Regions from separate parts of the Homo sapiens genome. Here all the other regions are linked to region 3. A link is a loop called in an ENCODE intact Hi-C map of the cell type or tissue named here. Cell type or tissue: gastrocnemius medialis. All regions are shown on one strand. Region 1 overlaps LOC105371466 (a long non-coding RNA gene). Region 2 holds the start of PEX19 (peroxisomal biogenesis factor 19). Region 3 overlaps CASQ1 (calsequestrin 1).

Evidence for each region. Peaks named below come from ENCODE experiments on the same cell type or tissue, not always from the same donor. Only the 100,000 strongest peaks of a DNase experiment are listed, where the experiment ranks them.
Region 1: it touches region 3 in a loop (8-fold over the local background); 41 of 110 quality-filtered maps call a loop at or near these places.
Region 2: it touches region 3 in a loop (3-fold over the local background); 79 of 110 quality-filtered maps call a loop at or near these places.

Annotation. Positions count from the first base shown.
Region 1 is chr1:160,375,619-160,378,118 of GRCh38, reverse strand. LOC105371466 (a long non-coding RNA gene) reads left to right here. Exons shown (of 4, transcript XR_007066686.1): 4 at 59-704. Among named protein-coding and RNA genes, the nearest start is that of NHLH1, 9.8 kb to the right of the region's middle. RefSeq lists an enhancer at 1,908-1,957. In gastrocnemius medialis, CTCF peaks have their summits at 1,213 and 1,412 (motif pointing right); a DNase peak (open chromatin) is centred at 2,488.
Region 2 is chr1:160,284,056-160,286,555 of GRCh38, reverse strand. It overlaps PEX19 (peroxisomal biogenesis factor 19), which reads left to right and starts at 1,423. Exons shown (of 8, transcript NM_002857.4): 1 at 1,423-1,501. The coding sequence starts at 1,432. It overlaps LOC107985219 (a long non-coding RNA gene), which reads right to left and starts at 2,191. Exons shown (of 3, transcript XR_001738265.2): 1 at 1,701-2,191; 2 at 195-239. In gastrocnemius medialis, no CTCF peak of the experiment used is centred here; DNase peaks (open chromatin) are centred at 1,385 and 2,228; H3K4me3 peaks cover 1,686 bases; H3K27ac peaks cover 1,193 bases.
Region 3 is chr1:160,192,010-160,194,509 of GRCh38, reverse strand. It overlaps CASQ1 (calsequestrin 1), which reads right to left. Exons shown (of 11, transcript NM_001231.5): 2 at 1,624-1,708; 3 at 663-763. Among named protein-coding and RNA genes, the nearest start is that of CASQ1, 2.7 kb to the right of the region's middle. In gastrocnemius medialis, a CTCF peak has its summit at 1,239 (motif pointing left); DNase peaks (open chromatin) are centred at 761 and 1,239; H3K4me3 peaks cover 1,544 bases; H3K27ac peaks cover 2,211 bases.

The DNA of each region.
Region 1 (2,500 bases), 180 kb before region 3:
CTCACCAGAGCTTCTCAGGGTTCCATGCCTTCATACCTACAGTGCCTTTCCTTTGTAGGTGGGGTTCCCTGGGAAGTGGATTCCTGAACTCTGAGATCGTATACAGGAGAGTGCCAGCAGGAGAGTTCTTGAGAACACCTGTGAGGTGTGAGGGAAGCTGCAATAAGCCGAGAGAGAAACTGAAAAGCAATGCAATGGCAACAGAGGCTTCTGTCCATCCCATGGGGGCTCTCAAGCTGGGATAACTTTGTAACCCCACATCAACCAGTCATTGCCCTAGGGAAAGAGCAACACCTCAGGCAAGGCGGCTTTCTTCCTCCAAAGGCAATTCCTGGAGAGGGACTCAGCTGTGAGTCAACACTTCCACAGCTGGAGAAGTGAGTGGAGCACACCACAGAATTCACTGTACGTATCTCATGGTCTTCAAAACCCAGCTCAGAGTTTACCGGCTGCCTTCCTCACCAACACCCTCTCTCAGGTAATCACTCGCTTCCTTGCAGATGCCTCTCACTGTTGGGAAACTGATATGTTTACATGCCTGTCTCCCATACTCCCTCCCAAGTAGGTGGTGGGGAGGGCCTGATCCTGTATTTCAGAATCCAGAACAGTGCCCGGTATACATTGGCTATTCCATAAAGGCATGCTGCACTGAATAAATTGAAATCAACCAATGAAAGAGGTAGCTACAAGCTTATAAAAGAAGGAGGCTGGAGTTTAATGCTAGAAAGGATAAAAGGGACATAGACAGTAGAGATTCTCACTTGGGAACCACACTGGAGACCCTGCTTGGGAGGCCCAAGAGTCCCAGGTTAGAGCGAATCAAGGCTCTGAGCTTGGGATGTCCAAAGAGGGGCAGGAGCCAGAACAAAACCTGTAACCTATAAATAGCCATAGGTTATAGCTCATGGAGCTGGGAGACAAAGGTAAAACTTCAAGGGGAGAACGGGCTTCTAGGAAAGAGGAAATTCGACAGCTCCCTCTCCTTGCTCCATACCTGCCAGCTGTCACTCAGACTCCTATATTAAAAAGAGCACACACACAAAAAAGTACACAGATATACACGTGTTCAAAAACCACAGAATCAGGTAAGCACGCCCAGATACAGAACACACACATAACACAGACACACAATACATGAAACAGACACAGACCAGAAAAAAATCAATCTGAAAATTATAGGCCATAATATATGTAAATGAACCACCTATGAATTCTAAACTCTGTTTACCCCTAGTCAGCCTTCAAGCCTCCTTCACCTTCCAGAAATCTCTGACAAGTAGAGAATTCCAGATTGCAGAATTGCAATTCCTTCGTCCTTTGTCCCCAGTCAGGTCATTTCTTCTCTTTTTCAGGCTCTCAGCAGCTCCTAGCTAGGGATAGGGAAGAGGGAAAATGTTTCTGCTAGTAGCCAGCAGGGGACAGTGTTCAACAAGCAATAATCAAATCAGCCTTCAACTTGCTGAAGGGAGGGAATGGAGGACGAGGGAACCAGAAAAGGGTCCTCAGACCAACACATTGCTCTGATCACACCCTCGATCCATGTCTCCCTCTTTTTTTTCTGCTTCTTCAGCCCCCTTCTTCTCCTCAGCTGCAGTTTCTCCATCCTTAGTTTAGTAGATCTCATGGATTGTCTATTTGCTCAGAGAAGACTAAGCTCAGGAATTTCCCCCTCAGGGAGAGACATTCCCCTTAGCCTCTTGTCCCTTTCCATTCTGTCTTGGTTCCCAAGGTGGTCAGGACTTCGGAGTTTTCATCTGGACTCCTGACCAATGCTCAGGAACCCACATGAGGGGCTCAGTTCCAGGGCCACCTCTCAGGGGATGCTTGCATCCTGGTGCACAGCTGGTCTAGTAGAAGTGGGGTTGGGTGTCAGGCCCCTGCACTGCCCTTAGCCTGGTGCTTTGTAAAGTGCACAAACTGTATGACAGTACAGTTGACCCTGCTACTTACTGCCCCTGAGATAGCATCTGATGAGCGTTTCCGGTGTTGAACACTTTCACGATGATCTCATTTAATCCTCATCACACCCCGGTGGGTCTTGTTGTCTTTCCTGCTTTCCATATGAAAAAGCTGTTGCTCAGGGAGGGCATGCGGTTTGCTCACTGTGGCACAAAGGGGAAAGGTGGAGACAGAGCAGGGACACGGGACCTCTGGCTGCCGGGTGTGGGCTTTCTCCCCTCTAGCACAGTGTTGCTGCACTGCCACCACTGCCTCCCTTCTTCCACTCCCTCTCAGCCTTTCAGGCTCATCTCTGCTTGCTCCCTTCTCCTCCCTGCGCTGACATCCCAGCACTGTGAGCCTCTTTCTTCTGCCCATAATCCTCATCCAATGAGAGGTCAAAAGCTCAGGAAAGAACACAAGAAGAAAGCAGAAAGATAAAGGAACTGGGTGGTAGAAAGGGCTTTCCAGAAAGAGGAAGAAGCAAAGGCAAAGAAGACAGGGCCTGCACTGGGGGTGGAGAGGGAAGGGAGGTGGGTGGAATGAGGAAGCGGAGCACCCT
Region 2 (2,500 bases), 92 kb before region 3:
CGGCTCACCCCCACTTAGCTACCTTACAGCAGGGGGTGGTCCTGATTTATCTCTCTGTCCTCACTGTGCCCAGAACAAGACCTTAATAATAGGTGCTCTCTAAGTGCGAAAACAGATTTGTATGTGAAACAGTTGCTACATTCTGACATCTGAATAGAACAATTCCAAAGGAGGAAAGGGACGTCTAGAGTTACCTCTATCTGAGCATTCCCCGTGTTCACTCAGTTGGAGGTTGGGTTCTGTGTGGAGAAAAGGAGATTGTTCAGGGAAAGTAAGTCTATTACTACTGCATTCGAATTGCCCTGCTCAGTCCAAGGTACCAGAGGCTCTCTTAATAACATGGAGTTCTAAGTTCCTGGCCGGCCCTGTGTCCTTTAATCAAACAGTTCTAATAGATAATAGGAAATGAGAGATGCCACTAGATTGGGCAGACAGATGTGCCTGATTAGGGACTGCGAGAGCAAAGAGTGGCCAATGAATGCCTACTAAGTTTTAAACCCTAGCCTGGGAGTTGGGCTTTACAGCAGTGAAGACAACAGACGAAAATCTTTGCGTTCATGGTGTTTAAATTCTGCAGGGTGGGGAGCGGAGAATAAAAAAGTACGGTAGATAGTATGTCAGATACTGTTCAGTGTTAGGAAGAAAAGGAACGGGAATGGCCAAGGAAAGCGTTTCAGAAAAGATAATATTTGAGGGAAACAATGAAGTGAAGCCGGGCGCAGTGGCTCACGCCTGTAATCCCAGCACTTCGGGAGGCCGAGGTGGGCGGATCAGCTGAGGTCCGGAGTTCGAGACCAGCCTGGCCAACCAGCCTGGCCAACATGTTAAAACCCCGTCTCTACAAAAATTAGTCGGACGTGGTGTCGCGCGCCTGTCATCCCAGCTACACGGGAGGCTGAGGCAGGAAGAATCGCTTGAACCCGGGAGGCCAAGGCTGCAGTGAGCCGAGATGGCGCCACTGCATTCCAGCGTAGGCGACAGAGCAAGATTCCTTCTCAAAAAAAAATAAAAAAAAAAAAATGAAGTGAGAGAAAGTAGTATGTTATGTGCCATAATTGTCATATCAATTATATATGTTTAGATTCTGGTTATTTGTAGGCAGTTTGTCTCAATCTGGCCTACTCACAGCTCAGGAAAAAATAATGAAAGAGCTTCGCCAGGTAATTTGGGAAGTTGAAAGAAAGGAGTCCGGGCCTCTAAAACCAGACAGAAAATAACCCTATCTTATCCCTAATTCTGTTTCACAGGAGAAAAGGGAAAAATACCCAAAACACAAACACTCAAAGCTTCCTGGCCCTTTAAAAATGGCGGTTCCGCACTGGTCAACAATACCATTGGTTACCCGAGGCAGAAGAGGGCGGGAGCGAAGGGGTGGAGGGCGTGTCGGCACCGAGGAGGTCCCGCCTCCTACGGCAAGTCGGAGGTAGCAAGATGGCCGCCGCTGAGGAAGGCTGTAGTGTCGGGGCCGAAGCGGACAGGGAATTGGAGGAGCTTCTGGAAAGTAAGAGCCCATAGTGGGAAAGGCCCGAAGAGGGCACGTGTGAGGACCCATTCTGGGGGTTAAGTGAACCTGAGATATTAGGGACGGGCAGGAGAGGCTCTCCAAAGGTTAAATGGGGGCGGAGAGTCTGACCCCCGAGCCCCCCAAAAATCTCTGGGTCATCCTGCCCCACCCCGGCGACTGGAGCTGGGGAGCTCACCTGGGGTCCCTCAGTGGTCCGGATGGTGGATGTTTCCGCAGGACGGCGTTTCATGATACCTCTTCAAACTCCTCTTTAGGTTACTGAGTTCTTAAAGTTCGACTTCAGCAGCAGTAGCAGCAGCAGCAGCATTTGGTTCTTGCTGGGTAGCGAACTACGCACTCACTGATTGCTTACATTAACTCCTAGCAAGCTCGTGGCCGGTCCTTGTGTGCCTCGTCCTGTCTTCCTTAACACGAAAGACACTTTTCTCCTCCTAGTCCTTTTCTCTTTCTCTCGTTAGGCCCCTTAACAGTTCTTTCATCTTGTCAGTAGCTCAAGCGGACTCCTTTCCCTTATTTTGAGAAACTGAGGATGTGGCGATTTCAGGGGAAAGCAGTTCACCCTCCTGAAAGACGGGGGATGTTTTCTTAGCATTACTCTCCACTCCCCTGTTGACTTCCTGCCCAGAGTAGGGCCAGTGCTCTCTCCCTAGGCCTGGCGAACAGAATGGTGGTGAGGACACAGGCTTTTCAGGGCAGAGGTGAATTTGTAATCGCTTGCTCAATCACGGAGATGTGGGCAGGCAGAAAAATGAACAGAAACCCTGAGGAGTGCCAAGTGACTGTGTAAATTAGTGTACGGTTATCTGCAGAGATCAGGCCAAAGGGAGCTCTAGAAGGTTGTTGGGGAGCACTAAACTGGAGAATAAGAGAAGATAGTTTAATGCCGTACCATGGAGTCTGGTATGTAGTCCCTCAGTCTGTGCTGGTACCAGTACCAACAGGAAGCTGGGTGGGATGTCCTGTGCTTTCTCACCA
Region 3 (2,500 bases):
ATCTGGTGGGTGTGTGGCATGTATATGTTGTGTGTGGTGTGTATGGATGGGTGTGTGTGGTGTGTGTTGTGTGTGTGGTGTGCATGTGGTGCATATGCATAGTGTGTGGTATCTAGGTGATGTGTGGCCTATTGTGTGCATGTGTGGCATATGTGTGATGTGTGTGCATGTGTGTAGTGTGTGTGTACATGTGTGGCGTGTGTGGTGTGTGCATTTGCGTGGCATGGATGTGGTGTGTGTGCATGTGTGGTGTGTGTTTGTTGTGTATGTGCATGTGGTGTGTGATGTGTGTGGAGTGTGTGGTGTGCATGTGGTGTGTGTGTGCATGTGATATGTGTGTGATGGGTGTGTGGTATGTATATGATGTGTGTGTGGTGTGTGTAGTGTGTGTGGTGTGCATGTGGTGCCTATGTGTAGTGTGTGGTGTGTAGGTGATTTGTGAACTATTGTGTGCATGTGCATGCATATGTGTGGTGTGTATGCAGGTGGTGTGTGTGTGTATGTATGGTGTGTGTGCGTGTGGTGTATGTATGGTGTGTGTGCGTGTGGTGTATGTGTGTGTGTGTGGTGTGTGTGTGCAGTGTCAGGTTGGGGTTGGTAGGGACTAGGGGGCAGGCAGTGGAGTTTTCAAGCAAGGCCGTCAGGTCCAGGGGAGTCCTTACATCAAGCAGAAACTCCACGATGGTGTCAGCAGAAAACTCGCCATCGTACTCAATGACTTCATCTCCCTTGAATACATACATGCTGTCCACTTCAGTTAGGCCTAGGGAGTGAGCCGGGCGCAGGGGTGGGGTAGTGAGCCATGATCCCAGGCTTCCCACAGATTCAAGGTCCAAATCCTCGGCCACAGCCCGTTTGATAATCACCGGGGCCCCACATGCTCCACCTCATGGGCCCGTTGCCCCACCCACCTCCTCTGACCCAGAGGCCGACAGGCCTGAGGTCTCTGCCCCTGGATTAAGCCTAGGGGGCTAGCGTGGCCCCAGAGCTTTCTAGGGAGTAGCTGGGGGATCAGGTAGGGTGAGGGGAGGGAATAGAGAGGTGTAGATTCTAGCAGTATTTCTCCCCTTCTCTGACCGCAACGACTAGAGATGAGTATTCATGCCACCCCCTCTGAGCACTCTAGTAGCTGGTTCCCAGTCAAGCTCTTTAATTGCTATTACTGACCAGATGACTTCATTATTACTGACCACCCCTCCCCCATGCATGTCCAGAATCCCGTCTCAAGCCTGTGCTGCCCCCTAGTGGCTGACTGCTCTAACAACCATGGCTCTGGATGGGAGGGGTTGGAAGCGGAGTTTGCAGAGGTCTGGCCAGCCCCGCCTGTATTCCCCGACTCCCCTTCCCTCCAGCACCTAGCCATGTTTTAAGGTAAGTATAAAGAAGGCCTCCCCCACCTCTTTCTGGGATTTGAGCATGGAACTTCATAAGGAATAGAGAGGCAGAGTCTCCGAGCCATAACCCTCCCAACCTCATATTTTCTCACCCCCTCTTTTAGAATAGACATAAATCTGAGAGATTCCCAAGCCCCTCGGATCCCAAGGACTGCCTGACAGGTCCTCCGCCCTAAGCCTCCCCTTGTCTCAATGCCACCTTCCCCTCCCCTGCCCTCCCCTCTCTTACCTAGTTTCTTGGCCACAGCTGCATCCTTCTCAGAGTCTACCAGCCCGAAGCCAACACCCTTGTCTTCTAGGACTTGGGCTGCTAACTGGAGGGAAGGATTATGATTAAAATTAGCCCCTGGAATTTTTATTATCCCCTATTCTCCCTCTCATGCTTTCAAGTTGGGTCAGTTGAGGTGCGGGAGATATAAGAGTTGACCTTGACCCTTTGCTAAGATCCAGAATATCCCCCAAATTCCCTACAGCCACACAGTTCTGTTTTTGGCTCAACTTAGTTCATGAATATTGATTGCTCATTTGCAATGTGCTTATTATGTTGGACTTGAAGACACTGCACTCAATACTTCCCAGTGCCTAAGAGGTACTGAGGAGTCTGGCTTCAGAGTGACTGAGGGCCCCTTCCCTCCTTCAGGGTTGAGTCCTGCATTCCATCCTGCTCAAGTCACACCTGGAGGTCCCTGTCCCTGGTCAAGGGCCAAGCTCAGTGTGGGGTTGATCTTGGAAGTCCCTGAGATTCTTCAGAGTGACTCCCAATGGGAAGAATTTTGGAGGGTGGGAGGGTAGTGGTGGGTCTGGTCATGTTGTTGAGGAGTTGGGGAAGGCCAGAGAGCTGAGATAAGAGGTCACCATTTGTTACCCCCCAGAGGGAGAGAGACTGACAGCGACCGGACAGTTCTCCCCATCAGGGCCCAACTTTCCCCTTTCGCACTCTACTTCAGCCTGTCCTTAGGCTGTGGACAGTCACACCTGGAGGTCCCTGCCCCCATAAGCCTTCCAGCTTAGCGTTCAACCCTGATTTTCTCTGCTGTGGGCACAGCTTGCAGCTCTACCCCCACTCAGCACAGACTCAGGTACTGTGATTCTCAGAGGGGTGGGGA